Regions from separate parts of the Mus musculus genome. Here region 1 is linked to region 2. The links are chromatin loops, found by intact Hi-C in ENCODE. Cell type or tissue: gastrocnemius. All regions are shown on one strand. Each heading gives the region's core, and the rest is flanking DNA. Links, peaks and the distances in the headings are about the cores only.

Evidence for each region. Hi-C counts contacts between places; a loop is a spot of excess contacts. Peaks named below come from ENCODE experiments on the same cell type or tissue, not always from the same donor. Only the 100,000 strongest peaks of a DNase experiment are listed, where the experiment ranks them.
Region 1: it touches region 2 in a loop (2.0-fold over the local background); 1 of 42 quality-filtered maps calls a loop at or near these places.

What each region holds. Positions count from the first base shown.
Region 1 is chr10:62,051,279-62,059,607 of GRCm38, reverse strand. No RefSeq gene overlaps it. Among named protein-coding and RNA genes, the nearest start is that of Fam241b, 56 kb to the left of the region's middle. In gastrocnemius, for the core only: a CTCF peak has its summit at 4,044 (motif pointing left); DNase peaks (open chromatin) are centred at 411 and 4,025.
Region 2 is chr10:61,873,310-61,881,638 of GRCm38, reverse strand. Col13a1 (collagen, type XIII, alpha 1) reads left to right here. Exons shown (of 41, transcript NM_007731.3): 19 at 5,327-5,371; 20 at 6,869-6,901; 21 at 7,619-7,645. It overlaps Gm40674 (a long non-coding RNA gene), which reads right to left. Exons shown (of 3, transcript XR_871762.2): 3 at 7,508-7,665. Among named protein-coding and RNA genes, the nearest start is that of Gm40674, 32 kb to the right of the region's middle. In gastrocnemius, for the core only: no CTCF peak of the experiment used is centred there; DNase peaks (open chromatin) are centred at 1,994 and 3,633.

The sequences.
Region 1 (8,329 bases), core at 80-8,079, 180 kb before region 2:
CCACTCTTCCTTCCCTCCTTTCTCCCTTTAGTCTCCCATCTGTCCTTCCATCTTTCCACCCCTCTTCCTTCCGACTTTTCTTTAATCCATCTGTCCTCCCAATGCATCCATCGTTCCTCCCATCCATCCACTTTCCTTCCCTCCTCCCCTTTATCCCTCCCTCCCTCTATCCCTCCATCCTTTTCTTCATCCTTCTTCCACCTGTCTGTCCTTTCTTCAGTCTATCCTTCCATACATCTGTTTATTCTCTCTTCTATCCCTCTATTTCCCAAACCATCCGCCTTCCTCCTCTCTCCTTCCTCATATCCATCCACCTTTCCTCTCCTTCCCTCCAACCTCCATGCTGGAGGGATCATAGAGCGGTCCAGCTGGCTCAGCAGCTCTCATAGGTGGGGAAGCTTGTCAATCACCCAGCCCTGGGCCAGCCCTCAGCCTTCCTGATTCACAGAGACCGGAGTCCCTGTAGGCCTCAGAACCCTGCATGTTACACAAGCTGCCTGGTCACTCTACTCAGGTGATCCTTAGACCCTTCTCCAGAAACATTCACCAAGTATCTTACTGCAGGGAAACCTGAGGCTCAAAGGGTGGCCTCCTCGGTTCTATGACCTTTGACATAATGACGTCTAGCCCCCGCCCCCAAGCCTCCATGAGTGTGACCAGGGTGGTAGAGGGCTACTGACAACGGCCCTTCCTCCCCCTCCTCTCCGCTCCCCTTCCCTCTGCTACCCCTCCCCTCCCAGCTCCCACATGAGCCTGTCAGGACCTGGATTTATTCCTCATTGCCTGCTTTATTTCCTTTATTTCCTGCTTTATTTATGCTCCTTGCCTTTTATCTCCCGCCTTTGGGCCCACAGGGACCATTATGTAGCTATGGCTGTGTCCACATCTATCTCTGGCCCTGGGGACTGAGCCCCCACCCGGCCTTCATTACTTATTCTCTGGGTCTCCAGGGGCCCCGTGCAGCTGTCCTTGTGCGTGGCCAGCCTGGATGACATTCTCTTCAGACAAGACTATTGTGAGGAGGACGTGGGATGATCTGGTCAGAGAGGCCACTGGCAGATTGTCTGGGGACCAGGATGAAGGTGACCCTTCTGGAATTAGTTGGGTGACAGGAGGCAGCAGGCTGTCAGGACTTCACAGTCCTGGTCTGGACGGGGCCAGTGACCCTGAACTCATTGCTCCAGTCTCTTCACCCATGGGACAAGGCAGAGTGGTCCACAGTTGCTTCTCGGACTCCTGGGAGTTTAGCAAGTGATTATCCAGTTAGTTTCCCTATCTCTGTCTTTCTGTCTCTGTCTCTCTGTCTCTCTCTGCATATGTGAGAGAGGGGGGAGGAGAGAGAGCAGGAGAGAGAGAATGTATGTGTGTGTGTGCACCCACACGTGCATGTGGAAGTTCTTCTGTCTTCCTACACCTTGCTTTTCAAGATAAGGTATCTCACTTTTACCCGGGAGCCCAGCAGTTCAGCTAGACTGCCCGCCCAGAGCCCTCCTGCCTCTGCCTTCCCAGCAATGGGATTAGAGGCGCACATTGCCACGCCCACCAGGCTTTTGCATGGGTTCCGGTTTCGCGAGCCCCCAAAAGCCAGTGACCAGTCAAAGACAAAAGAAGACACAAAGGGGAGCCGGCTACTGGGACCCAGCAGGCTGACCTGGTCACACAGGCGCTGCTCCCAGAAGCCTTTGGTGGCAGCTCAGTCCTGCTGGATCCTCAATTTAGCCCCTCAGCTTGCTTCAAGCCGCAACAAGTGAGCTTATTTGTTGTTCTCGAAGTCCCAGAAGGGCAACTCAGAGAGCAGCTATGCTTCTCTAATGGAGGACCTGTTAGGGCTATTAGTAGCTACCATGCTAAGGAAACCCTGGGGGTGGGGGGAGAGAAGTTAGAATGCAGAACACTGGGCCAGGGATCACTTCTTTGGACCTGGGCCTTGAAAGGTATATTAGCATGTTGGGGTGGGGGTGGGGGTCTGAACCAGGACTGGTGGCAAAAGAGGGAGAGGTAGGGGGTAGGGTGGGCTATCCAGTGTGACCTTTCTAGAAATGGGATGATAGAGTAGAGTCAGGGGGCTTCCCCTGTACCCCACGGCTAAGAGATAGGACCACAGGCAGGGAAGTTACCTTGTAGCATGCATGACCCACTCCCAGTAGGACTGGGAGCTAGACGACCTTGGGGAGGGGGCTGCTGGAGGGACCTGCCCCCAAGCCCAGCCTACCCTTCCATTCTGGAGATGGGCTTGTCATGTATTCCGACAGCTCCCACCTGTTCACCAGCCTCCCTGTTCTGAAGGCCAGGCTGGCTTGGCACTGCTCAAAGCCAGGAATTCATGGTCATTACAGCATTGACTGTAGACACTGTTTGTTGAGAGGTTGCTACATGGCTGTTGTTTCCTGAGTGCCTTATGCCATTAATTAATTCATTTACTTCTCATTCATTAATTTACTTCTCAAAATGGGTTCCAGCCAGTCCATTTCTGCAGGCCAGGAAAGGAGAACTCCAGAGAGGTTGGGTTGCTGGTCCAAGTCACCTAGCTAGTAAGTGGAAGATCTAGGACTCGAACGGAGGCTGCCTGACTGTTCTCAATCACGAGGTTATACCTCTTCTCCCAGTTGCAGAGACTCTGGGGACATTACACCAGATGTGGAAGGTTTACCAGATGCTCTGAGACGGACCATCCACTCACCTGTCTCCTTCCTGCTCAACTCTCTTCCACATTTATTCTTTTGCTCTACGTTCATTGTTCTAGATCTTGTATTTAGGGCATTTTGTTGCCCAAGAATCTGCAATGGCTCCCCTTGACTTCTGAAAACCCTCAGCTCAGGGCTGGAGGTGGAATTAAGCTGGTAGAATACTTGCTTAGCAGGCAGAAGGCCTTGGGTTGGAGAATAAACCTGCACAGCCTAAGCCAGATGTGGTAGCACACAGCTGTCATGCCGCAGCTGGAGACAGGATGATCGGAAGTTTAAAATCATCTTTGAACTAGAGAGATGGCTCAGTGGTTAAGAACACCAGCCACTCTTCCAAAGGACCCGGGTTTAGTTCCCAGCACCCACATGGCAGCCCACAGCTTTCTGTAAGTCCAGTTCTAGGGGACCTGACACCCACACATACATGCAGGTAAAACACCAATACGCTAACATTAAATACATCTTTAAAAACTCCTCTTTGCCTACACAGCACTTGGAAGCCAGTCTGGGTGAGATGAGACCCTCCCTGGAAAACTAACGGGGGGGGGGGGGTGTAGCTTAAGAGCAAAAGCTGTTCTTCTTTTCCTGTGCTTCTAGAGGGCCCAAGTTCGATTCCCCGACACTGGGCAGTTTACATCTGCCTATAACTTAAGTTCTTGGGCAGTGATTCTCAACCTTCCTAATGCTGTGTCAGTTCCTCATGGTGTGGTGCCCCAAATCATAAAATCATTTTCGTTGCTACTTCATACCTGTAATTTTGCCTCTGTTACGAATCATAATATAAATATCAGTGTTTCCCAATGGCCTTAGGTGACCCCTGTGAAAGGGTCAAACTCCAAAGGGGTCACAACCCACAGGTCCAATGTCTCTGACTTCTGAGGGAATCCGCACATACACAGACCGCCTAGAACTGACAGGCAACCAGGATGGAAGTACCAGGAAGGCTTCCCTTACCTGTGCAGGTATATTTTTATATGACTGAAGATGCTTAGTAAAGCCCTCATGAGACAGGCTCCTGATCCCAGATGCAAGAGTAGAGCTAGATGGAAATACCAAAGCATTATGGCTTTTCTGAGTGGGTGTCCATCCACTCTGTCACAGGCACTTTGAGGATATCAAGAAAGGGTACCTAGCCTGTAAAGCCCCCAGCCCAAGACCTCTGTAAGCTCACCACTACCCACCCCAAGGCACAGACAGCTCACAGCTCAGGAAGGACCAGGAGGGTGGTCCAGGAGTGAATGAATCTGCCATCAGCCGCTGCCTCTAACCACCAGCCCAGCTGTGTGCTAGCAGACACAGACTTCAATCAGGGCACCCAGGAAATGGTTTGGCTAGAAGGCCCTGGGTGCCCTCTGCTGGACACTGGAGCCATTTCACCTTTTAGTCCCAGAAGGGAAGGGATTAGGATTCTGAGGAAGCAGATAGAAGGACAAATGTACCTGTTGCTTCTAAATGTCTAGAGAGCGGAGGATGCTGATGGAAGTTAAGCTAGGGAAGACCAACCCATGTCTCTTTTTCTATTTCCAGACGCCGCAGTCCATAGATGTGAAAGCCAGGTTGGACAACGGGTCACAGGGGAAATGAGCTCCTTCCCTCCTTCCTCCTCCACCACATCCATCATTTCCATCAGCACCAGCATTGGCCCACAGGGTCTCATGCTTACAAGTGGAAGCCTGAAGCCCAGCTTCTGCTGTGTTCCCAGGAGGCTCCCACTTTGAGCAGTACAGCTCATGCTCTGGATGCCCCTGTTGTGCGTGATGACCCTAGGTCCCCGTGGATAGTTTAGCATCTGTGGTCATAGAACTTGGGGCTAGGACCAGGGTCATTCTGACAGAGGCAGGGGTCAGCTTGCATGTAGAGCCTCACCAGGTGAGGTACCAAGTAGTACCCTCACCATGTAGGGTGCTCACCAGGTGAGGACCAGGGGCAGCAACACTCAGTCAGGATCATGGCCATGCAATCCAACAAATGCAGGAGGCCTGTGGTAGAAGAGAAAATGAGAAAAAATAGCCTGTGCCTCACCCATCCGTCCGTCTGTCCGTCCGTCCGTCCATCCATCCATCCATCCATCCAAGTCAGCAAGACGATTGCTCTGAGTCTTTAGAATTCTTACAACCTAGCAGGCCAAGGTCAGTTGCCAAGGCATCCAAACCAGTACCTTAGGCTTGCTTTGTTAAGGCTGTTCTAGGGTACAGAACCCTAATGTATGAATATTGGCTTCTTAGGTTTTTGTTGTTGTTTGTTTGTTTGTTTGTTTGTTTGTTAAATAAGACCAGGTCAAGGTTGGTAGAATATTTGGAGGGTGTGCACAATATTCTGGATTTGACCCCAGCCAGAGGTGGTAAGACATGTATGTATGTATGTATGTATATGTGTGCAAGTATGTGTGTTATGTATGTATTGTGTGTATGTGTGTGTATGTATGTGTGTGTATGTGTGTGTATGTGTGTGTGTGTGTGTGTGTGTGTGTGTGTGTGTGTGTGTGTATTCCCAGCACTTAGGCGGTAGACACAGGAAAATCAAGGGTTTGGGTTACATGAGATTCTGCATGGGATGAGGAGGTGGGGGAGGGAGGAGGAGGAAGAGGAAGAAGAAGAAGATGACCATGTAAAGGTACCCAAGAGGAGGGTCTCTGCAGTTCCTTGGGTGGGGAGAAGGTTAGCATGTAAGCAGCTGACAGTACTGTAGACAGGGTGTGAACGACACCAGCTGCTGAGAGTGGGTTCCGCAGGTCTTCAAGAGGCAGCTGGCAAACCCAGCTGGAAATGTGTGGGGTTGGTGCAAGTCTGATTTTCTGCACTTCTCATTGGGCCAGAGCCAAACCAAGTCAACCAAGCAAACACAAGTTACCCCAAGACATGGACTGGTGAACATGATTCTCACGTGTCTAAAATGTCCTCAGTGAACACGATTTGGTGTCATGTATGAAATGTTGACTACAAGGCAAAGGACCTCTCTGTTGACCTCAAATTCTGATTTCCTCTCTGCCGGTATAGGCTAAGTTTACATTTTCAAGAATGTTCCATGAATGGATCTCTACTTTTGATTTGCAGGGGGCGGTGTCTGATTTCTCTCATTCAGCCTACTTACCCCTTGTTTTAAAGTGTGTGTATGCACACGTGTGCATGTAGAGGCCAGAGGCCGAGCTCAAGGGTCCTCCTCAGTCACTCTCCCCCTGAGGATGGTAGACAGTCTCCTACGGAACTCTGGGCTCCCTGGCTCAGCCAGAGGCTGAATCCCTGAGTCCCTGGGATCTGTCCATTTCCAAGGCTGGAGCTGCAGTTTGCAGTGATGCGAGCGCTCTCACACAGATGCTGAGGGTCCAAGCTTGCAAATTCAGCACTTTACCCCTAGAGCCCCCTACCCCACCCCATCCCCAGGCCTCATCTAATGACCCCAACAGTCTCCAGACCATTGTTTACATCCATAGCTAATCAGTTCTTATGGACGAGTGGAAGTCCCACCACCTGCACACTCACGGCACCTGCTGCCACCACTCAGGGGCCCTACGCCTGGGGACGCATGCTTTCACCTTGCCCGAGTAAATCCCTAGGTGTAAAAAGAGACCTTTACACTGTTCTCAAAAGCAGCCTACAGTCTAGCCTCTCACCAGAGGTCCCATGGCTGTAGCTAGCCCACCTGAGCCTGTTTTAGTCGACATAGCAGCTTATGCTGGGCATTGACTTGCATGGGCTTGACGGCAGTGATGCTGAGTGTCTTCCCATGGGCTTGTTTGTGTGTTAGCCCTGGTGAGTGGCCTGCTTAGTCTTATGTTTATACACTTGGAAACATGGGCCATTTTCTTCCTCTTATGAGTTATAAGAGCTCGCGCTCTCTCTCCCTCCCTCCCTCCCTCCCTCCCTCCCTCCCTCCCCTCCCTGTGTGTGTGTGTATGTATGTGTTCCTGCATATAAGCACAGACATGCATATACATATATGAAGGTCAGAGGATGTCTTGGGTGTTAGCCTTGATTTCCACCTTGTTTGAGACAGGGTTTCTTCCTCCCTCCCTCCCTCCCTCCCTCCCTCCCTCCCTCCCTCTCCTTCCCTCTCCCCCTCTCGGATTGTATTTTTATTTTTAATTACGTGTGTAGGGGGTGGGATTATGCATATGAGTGCAACGCCTACCCACAAGAGCTGGAAGAGGGAGCTGGATCCCTCCAGAGCTAGTGTTGCAGGCACTTGTGAGTCACCTGATGTGGGTCCCAGGCAGAGAACTCAGGTCCTCTGTAAAGCCAGTGTCCGCTCTGAACCATGGAGCCATCTCTCCAGCCCTGAAACGGAGTCTCTTGTTTACTTGTGTAGAAAACAGGCTAGCTGGTCCTTGAGCTTCTGTGGAATTCTCCTGTCTCTGCCTCCCGTGGGATTACAGATGCATGGGACAGCATCCAGCTTTACCTGGATTCCGAGGATTCGAATTCAGGTCCTTAGGCTTGTACAGTAAATGCGCTATGTATGCATTGAGCCATCCCCCGAGCCGGAGATCCCTCATGGAGACTCGACCCAAGGCCTTTGTTGGATGCAATGCAAATAATCTCTCCTAGTATCTGGCTTATATTTCTGTCTTCATTCTGTGACTTTGTCTGTTGAAAAAGAGCAACCTTGACACACTTATTTATTTATTTATTTATTTATTTATTTATTTATTTATTTTCAAGTCAGGGTTTCTCTATGAAGCCCTGGTTATCCTGGAAAGCACTCTGTAGACTAGGCTGGCCTCCAAGTCACAGAGATCCACTTTCCTCGGCCTCCCCTGAGTACTGGGATTAAAAGTGTGCACCACTATGCCTGGCTCAAACTTTAAAATTTTTGATGCAGTCTGATTTTTATTTTAATTTATAATTTGTGATTTCTTTTTAAAATGTATTTATTTTTATTTTACAGTACATTGGAGCTTTGACCGCATGTATGTCTGTGTAAGGGTGTCGGATCCCCTGGAACAGGAATTACAGACAGTTGCGAGCTGTTGTGTGCTTACAGGGGATTGAGCCCAGAACCTCTGAAAGAGCAGCCAGTGCTCTCAACCACTGAACCATCTCTCCTGTCAGTTTTGTAAACTGAATGCTTATCTCTAAGCCCAAGATCCTTAGAGCAAATTTCTGTGCCGTCCTAGGTTAGGAAGTCAAGCTGCCTTATTTTCCTTTCTTTTCTCTTCCCCCCTCCCTCCCCCTCTCGCCCACTTCCTTGCCCCCTTCCTTGGATTTGGGCATCCAATTGCTTCATCCACTGTCTCTTGGAGAGATCAACCAGTCCATTGTCTGGCGTGCCTGTCGAGAATCAATTGAGCGTGGACCTGTGGACTTGTGTTTGGACTTCTTATTACTTTCCACTGAACTATTTGCCTTGATTACAATACCATACCAGTTTATCATAGCTTTATAAGTCGTGAAATCAGGTCTCCCAGTGTCGTTCCACTTCACTAATTATCCTGGCTAGTCTAGTCTTTTGTGGCTCTATAAGGTTTTAGAATTCATTTTTAATTCTCTTTTTAATTGAAAATTTAAATTATATCCTTATTAATAATAATTAATAACTTAATTATTTTATAAATTTAATTATTATTACATGTCCGGTGTCTGTGTGGAGGTTGGAGGACAACTTTGGGGAGTCAGTTCTCCCCTTCCTTCTTACATGGCCACCAGACT
Region 2 (8,329 bases), core at 123-8,122:
CGTGGTCACAGTAAAAGGTGGAGGGGGCAGGCATCCTCAGTGTAGCAGGTGGACCTGCCACATGAGCTTCTCTTGCTCTGTCTCCCGGGCGTGGCACACGAGGTGGAGTTTAATTTCTCAGCCTATGAAGTCCGAGAAGGAGACACTCCCTCCATCACCCCCACTCGCTGGATCTAGTGTCCACTTAGCCAGGCCAGCCAGTCGTCTGGCTTGTCTATTGGCTCCTCGAGCTCAAAACCCAGGGTGGTTAGCACCTTTGTGCATCCCGAACACCTGCCCAGGGACCAACCCTCCTGCCTAGACTTTCCATGTATTTATATACCTGTGTGGTACCTGCTTAACCCAGGTTTATGGCGAACATCTACCTTAACTATACTGTACAATGCAAAACATTGTCTCAAACACCACAAATCACAACTTTGGGTCTCCTTCAGTTCATTGTGGGTGGACAAACCTGATGGGAGGGAGAATCCTAGTGCACCAGAGTTAGTATCTGCAGAGGTTTTTTTGTTTTTGTAGAGGACCACAACCTATGACACACATTCTGAAGGAGCCAGAGTTTTGTGGAATGAGGAGCAACATTGTTTTGTTTTGTTTACGATGTTCAGTTTCCTTTAATGACCCCCATCTCCCTTGAAGGGCAGGTGCAGGCAGCTAGGCTACTTGCAAGATGAGTTCACTCAAAGGTCTTGCCTTGATTGACAGTTTTGCCCACGTGCTGGAAGGCCCCCCTCCCAGGAAAAGTACTCTCGAACCAGGATCCAGTTTCTGCTGTGTATACGACTCATAGTCCATGAACCTCCTACAAGCCGGAACAGGGTACCAGACAACTCCACAGGCATCCCCTTAGGCCCCGCCCCCTTTTCTGAGCCCAGGCTTACCTTAAACACGTTTGGTAGTTGAGGATGGCTTTGAACAGCTGCTCCTTCTGACTTCCCAAGTGCTGGGATTAGAGCGGTGCACCCCCACACCCAGGTTATGTGGTGCCAGGGGTTGAACCTAGCATTGTATTGTCTTCTGGTCAAGTCCCCCTCAGAAAGGTTTTTTGTGTTTTGTTTTTTTCTAGCAAAGTGTGGATCTCAAGTTTGTCTCCCCTAGCCCAGAGTTGGGAGGTGGTTACACCTGCTCTGTCTGACTCCAAAGCCTTGCAGGTCAGAGAATGTAGGTGCACAGGTAACTCATTTAGATGAATTGAGAGCATACTTTGCCCAGTGGAGTGGCCCTCGATAGCTGAGCAGGTGCTTGCTTCTAAAACAGCCTATCTCGGACCTTAGCTACTCCTGACAGATCCCTGTGACCCCCTGGCTCACAGAGGGTCCAAGTGACCCAACTTCCCTGTGTCATTTCCAAGCAACAGGAGGCACTCAGGATTTTCTGTCGATGTTGGGAAGTCCCAGTGAGGACATTCAGACCCCTGAAAAGGATGCAGATAAGACCAGGGAGACAAGAGCCCCAGATCTGTGGCCTGGGGGGTGGGGGGAAGGACTGGCCCGACCCCAGCCCCCACCCCGTGACCTCTGGGCTCTGCTCTGCCCTCCAGAGACCACAGACTAATGAGAACTGACTTCTTCCTTGAGCCTGAGTACATATCAACAGATCTCAAATTTCGATTACAAGCCAGCCGTCCTTCCAAAGCCCCAAGCCTTCAGTGGGGCACCGGACCCAGGAATTCCCTGGATCACTTCCTGCCAGCCCTAATTACCGGAGGACCTAGGATTTCCAGGGTTCCGGTCCTTGCTTCTGGGCAGGGAAGCAGGAACTCACTCTCCTTTTTCCAGGAAGGACAGACCAAGAGCTCTTGCCTGGGACAAAATGTTGTGTCTCCTATCCTTGTCCCTCTAGCTCCCCCAACCCAGAGTAGAACTTCCCAGCCCTCTCAGACACTCTGCCAGGCAATCTCCCACCCCCTGCAGAGAACAAAGATGGTGTTTCACTGACCCCTTGTAGTAGAGCCCTGGCCTCAAGTCAGGGAAACCCATTCATCTCCACAGCCTGCCGGGGGCCCTTTACTTGGCTGCGGAGCTGACATGGAAGCCCCACCCCTACTCCTTCCAGACAGACCTCTTGCCAAGTCCCTGTGCAGCTTGTTCAACAAACAGTAAATCACCAATTAGGAGGCCACACCTACCGGCCAAGCTTGTGCCATCCTGTCATCTCTAGAAAGGCTGAGTCCTCCCACTAAGAAACTTCAAAGGACACGGGACCTGTTGATATTGGGAGTAGGGACACATGAAGGGGCTCTAGGAGCTGGGACAGGCCTTCAAGTTCATTTAGTACAGCCCCTTCCACCCATTTGTCTCCTGAGCCACAGTGACAGCAGTGTCCCCCCTCCTCCCACCCCCTCCCCACCACAGAAGGTTTCTGTTCATTGTTTCTTGTCACTTGTGTTAAAGAGCCAGTATCTTCCCCAAAGGTGTCTGACTGCCTGGGAGTCACGTCTTGTGCCCTCATATGCTGGACAGAGGGGCTATGACCCTTTGGGATACTTGGAGCACCCACTTGCCCAGCCACAAGGTGGTCCAGAGGAGCTGTGGAGAGCCCTTCCCCTCACCTGAGCCTCTAGTATCCCCACTGGGAAGGCAGAGGCAGACAGGGATCAGAGCCACTCTGGTACGCTTGGATAGGTGAGAGATCCAAGCCACAAAGCAAAGCATGGTACCCAGCCATCAGGCCAAACTGAGCACAGGTCCACCTGCGCCTTTGGAACTGAAAACCTAGAGAGGGCAATAGAAGGGAAGGCCCTAGATCTCACAGAGGCACACCACAGCTTCCATGTGTTGCCTTCCTTCATTCATGGCCACACCAGCCCCTGTTCCAACTTCTGAGATAGTGTCTTGGGTCCTGAAGGGTACCTCACCTCCATCCACAAAGCAGTGCTCTCTGGTCTATCCAGAGGTCAAGGCAGGGCAAGCCCCTAGGCTGGAACTGAGTAGTGAGGCTAATGAGAGTGGAGAGAGCCTTGGTGTGGGGTCAGCCAGGCGCCCCTGCTTCCTACCCAGCAAAAGGCCAGGAGGGCAGCAAGCCCTGAGGCCCTGAGGCCAAGATCAACCGAGGGGGATGGGGGCAGGAGTAGGGGAGATCGGCCATCCTATGGAGGACTCCTCCTAGGCTTCTGTGTTTCACCTAAGGCTAAGACTCCCCAAAGAGAGCCCTTTATCTGGAACTATGGGCCGAGCATCTCCACTCCAGTTCTGGCTCGTCTGCCTCCCGAGAACCATGCAGGGGGCGGGGGGAGGACCAGGGGGTACAGAATAGATCTAGGCTGAGCTCACTCTGCAGCACGGACTCAGAGAGGAAAACAGTCACCCTGACACCTAGCCCGGCTCCACACGGGGGAGATAGAAGGGAGTTCAGAGACCTTGCAGAAAGCTAAGGAACCAACAAAAACCAGAAGGGAAGAGAGACAAACCGAAGCCTCTGAATAGCCAGGACCTCCCAAGGTAACTTCCTTCCAGCATCCCTGCACATACCAGGGGACCCTGTCTAGGGACTTCTAGCTGGGTCAGCATTGTGGAGTCCAGGGGACTGTTATCAGGGGACCTGCTCCTCTAGAGATGCGTGCCACCTAGGACCCTGAGGGGACTTTTTTAACACCACTGTGGCCAAGATGGCGAAGTTCAGAGTAGGTCCTCCTGCGCCCTCTGCTGGCCACAGAGCAGACCTGCCTGTGCTGGCTGGACCCCTCAGACACCCTGAGCCGGCCAGGGTGGAAGAGGATATATTTGGTGTCTGGACATAACGATGAGGCCTTCTGTAGAACTCAAGCACTTGGCTCTAGGAGGGTGAGCGTGCAATGTCTGTCAGAGACAGGTGTGAGTGTGTCTACAGATGCTGAGTGCAAAGTGGCTAAGGCAGGAGGATCACGATCCTGTCTGGGCTACAGAGTGAGCCTGCATGGCTTAGTGAGACCCTGTCTCAGAATTAAAAGTCTAACTCAAGAGTAAAACAATTGCCTAGCATGCATGAAGGCCTGGGTTCCATCACTAGGGGTTCAGGATACAAAGTGGTCTCTGCTGGGTGGGGGATCCAGCACCGGGACATGGGGACAGTAAAGCGGCTCATGGAGGTATAACTATGGCTTTGCACTGAGGAAGAGCAGAGAGCCATGAAGTAGCTGGCATGTTTAAGAACACAGTGGTTTATCTGCACCCAGGACCTAGGATGGAGGCAGACTTCAGAGCCCAGCATCCCTGAGTCTTTTATCTATGGGCAGCAGAGACTGAAGTTGGGAGCCTCATTATCTCGCCAATGTGCTGGGAGACGAGACACGGAGACTCCAGTGGGGAGGGCCAAGCATGGAGGAAGAGGGTGGGAGTCGCTCCAGCCTTTGTCTGGAGAAGGGAGGGCAGAGCGGTCCTCTGAGATAGCAGGGAAGAGTCTGGGCAGACGGAGCATACAGGTCAGGAGGGAGTCGGTGAGTCTGGGCTCTGGATTTACCGTCCACAGCATCATCTTCAGCACAGCTGAGGCAAATGACTGCAGGCTGGCAGGACACAGCTGCATCTCTATACTGGGGTGCCATGTGGGGTTTGATGCATGCGGCAAGGCAACTGGAATCTAGCCTTGACTCACTTTCTCTTTGTCCCTGTTTGTCTCCTGTGACGATGGTATGACTACCTTCCCGGTGCCCCTTCCTCCTGTAGATCTAGGATCATGATGGGAGAAGGAAGACATTGAAAGTTAAGAGGGACAGAGTCGAGAGGCAGAGCCCTGCCCACAAATCCCAGAAAAGCCAGTGTGCTGCTGTGTCTGGCCAGGCAGGATCAGAAAGAAAAATGCACAGCTCACCGCCCAGGGAGCCTGGGAATAACAGGCCCCTGGATAAAAGTAGAGAGAAGCAGCTCATGTCTGGCCCAAGCCACTAGGTGCCATGTTAGCAGACCTGCTGCGGCTAACAGGTGAGAGGAGAGAGAGGTCTGTAGTAATAGGTAGGTAGCCACATGGCTGCTTGCCACAGCCCGACTCAAAACCCAGCACAGTGGAGGTAGGAGGGTTAGTTCAAGGCCATCCTTAGCTGTGTATGTAGTACAAAGCCATCTCCTTGACTAGGTTCTAACTCCACTGGTATGTGCATGCGTGCGTGCGCATGTGTGTGTGTACTTGTTATTTTAACCCACCCCACCCCCTCTCTCTTTGTCTCTGTTCCTTTCTGTTCTACACCTATGACCTAGGACTTACTGCAAGATGGTGTCATGGAACTGAGGGGAGCGGCTCACGTCGCCGCTACCATGGCAGAGTCCTCAGAACTCATAGCAGGTTGATGCTCAAGCTCAGGCTATAACGAGTCTGGTTCTTTTCTCATGGTTTCTCTCGTTTCATTTTCCAGGGAGAGCGGGGCATGCCAGGAATGCCAGGCAAGCACGGAGCCAAGGTACCCATGCCTCCCCTGTGCCTGGTCCTCTCCCAAGCCCCGGGAATCTTAGTTCCTTCTTGGGTCCCTAACAGGAACATGGGGCTCACACTTCCTCCTTCAGCCACCCCCTACCTTCCCATATCTGTCCGTCCTTCCTGACATGAGAGGGTGGGGTAGTGAGATGTGGCTCCCAATGATTGTATCCTGGCCTTTCTGGATCTTTCTGGATCATAAAATCCTTCTCGGCTATCAGCTCTAGTGTGATCATCAAACCCAAAGAAAATGCAAGAACCCTAAGAGTCCCCACTAGGGCTTTTCTAAGTGATGCTTTGAATAACATTTTTACCTTGAAGTCGATGTCCTGAAAGGGGGATGGAAATGAATTTCATACACCAGATATAGGGGGTGCACACATGTAATCCCAGCACTTGGGAGGTGGAGGTAGAAGGATCAGGAGTTCAAGGCCATCCTGGAATAGATATCCAGTTCAAGGCCAGCCTGTGTTACATGAGATCCCATCTTTAAAAAAAGGGAGGAGGTGCAAAGAGCTTACAGTGCAACAGTGCAAGCGTGAGAACCTGAGTTCGAATCCCCAGTATCCACATACATGAGAGATGGTGCATGCTTATAATCCCAGCACTGGGAATTAAAAACAGGAGGCTCCTACGGGCTTGCTGTAGAGCCAGTCTGGACAATCAGTGAGTCCTGGAATCAGTGAAAGACCCCTGACTCAAGAACTAAGGTAGAAAGCAATGGAGGATGAACCTGACCTTGACCAATGGCCTCTCCATTTGTACACATGTGCAACTCGTGTGCATACACACATATACCACAGACAAGAAAAGAAGGGGTGGGTTTACTCCCAGTTCATGAGGGCAGGTCTAGAGAGCCCTGGTGGGCGTAACCCCTCCTATACACAGAGGTGCACTACGCTTTGGTGAAACCAACCCCTTCCTACAGTGTTGCCTGCTAATCCCCATCCTTTGACCTCAGGGACTGTCTTAGAGTTTTATTGCTGTGAAGAGACACCATGACCAAGGCAGCTCTCAACATTTAATTGGGACTGGCTTAGGGGTGCAGTCCATTATCATCATGGCGGGAAGCATGGTGGCATGCAGGTAGACAGGGTACTGGAGGAGGAGCTAAAAGTTCTACATCTTGATCTGAATCAGCCAGGAGGAGACTGTCTTCTACAGGCAGACAGGAAGAGGGTCTTGATCATCACACTGGCTAGACATGTGCATGCACACGTGCCTGTATGTGTGTATATGAGTGAAATCTCAAAGCCCTGCCTCCACAGTGACATACTTCCTCTAACAAGGACACACCTCCTCCAATAAGGCCACACCTCCTAATAGTGCCACTCAGCATGTCACATTCTCCCATACTCTGGGGAGGTGCCAGCTATCAGTCAGCAGAAGTGAGTGGACCTTAAGGCCAGGCAGAGCTGGGCTGGCTCGGCCAGCTGACTCTGACCTCAGAGACCTTCATGCCTTTTTAAATTTTCTCTACCAGGGGGTTCCTGGGATTGCCGTGGCTGGGATGAAGGTAGGTAAACCCTGTCACTGTGTCAAGATACCACAAAGCAGGGGTTCGGGCTCAGCAGCATCGTAGCTGGATCCAGGAGAGGTCAGATGTTTCAGCCAGGTCTCCAGACTCCACTCAGGGTCTCTTTAGTCTGCCACTGAGAGAAGCCAGCTCTGTCCCATACTCCAGAGCGAGCCGCCGTGGGCTTCCAAAGACTCTAAGAGCCAGCATCTTTTCCCTGAACCCCTTACCAAGGCAGGGGTTGTATCCTGGCAAGACAGATTCCCAGTGTTGATCTTTTAGCAGCTCTTCCCACCAGGAGGACCACCCCTGAGATGCTCCAAACCTTCCCATCCTTTGAGGGCAGTGTTTCTCAACTTGTGAGTTGTGACCCCCCTTGGGGGGGAAGGGTCAAGCAACCCTTTCACAGGGGTTGCCTGAGAGCCTCAGAAAACACAGATATTTACATTACAACTCATCACACTAGCAAAACTGCAGTTATGAAGTAGCAATGAAACTCATTTTACAGTTGGGGAGTTGGTCCAACATGCAGAACTGTATTAAAAGATCGTGACATTAGGAAGGTTGGAAACCACTGGTCTGGAGGGGAGGGGATGAGACCCTCCAGAGCCTCTGCCCTGGGGTGTCCCCTAAGCAGAGGAAGTGGCCCTCCTGGAAAGCAGAGGGCCCTTGGTTCTGCTTTGTCTTTTCTTCACTGCCGCCTTCTTTCCCACACAGGGTGAGCCAGGGACGCCAGGAACCAAGGTACTGGTGGAAAGGGAACCCTGTGGGGGCCATAGAGAAATGAGATTGGCTTGGGGTGAGGCTGACGGGGGTCACCATTTTGTTTCCGTCCCCCTCCCCCGGGGCCAGCTGTGCATGCGTGTGTGCGTTCATGCGTGTGTGCCGGCATACGCCCGTGTATGTTGGGGGAGCTTGCTAAGCCCTTTCATCAGAAGCACACTGCAAAGACTTGCCTCGTCCCTGGTCTTGCCTGTATGCATGGCAGCTGTGGGAGACAGGAGGGGGTGGGCAGGACACAGCCCCCTGCACTTACTTACAAGTGTCTCTTCTTATCTACAACAATAAAGGATGTAGTATATCAGAAATGTCAAACAAACTTGGAAAATTCTTCCATGGAGCCAGGGCAGCTAACACAGGCCTAGCATCTTGCCTGCTTAGTGGAGAATCGAGTCAAGCCTGTTGGAGTTAGCAAGACCTTTTTCTTCACAGGAACGGTGTAAGAGGGCAGGACATACAGCTCAGTGGTAGTGTACTTTCCTGGTATGCAGGAGGCCCTAAGTTCAATCCCCGGTACACAGATTTCTTTGATGCAAGCCTTGGGGGTTAGGGGGAAAGGGATTTGCTACGTGGGCACTGGGAAATCCTTATGATGCCATATAGTATGTATAGTAGCTGTACTATAATGCTTCTGTTTAAAAGGAGCCT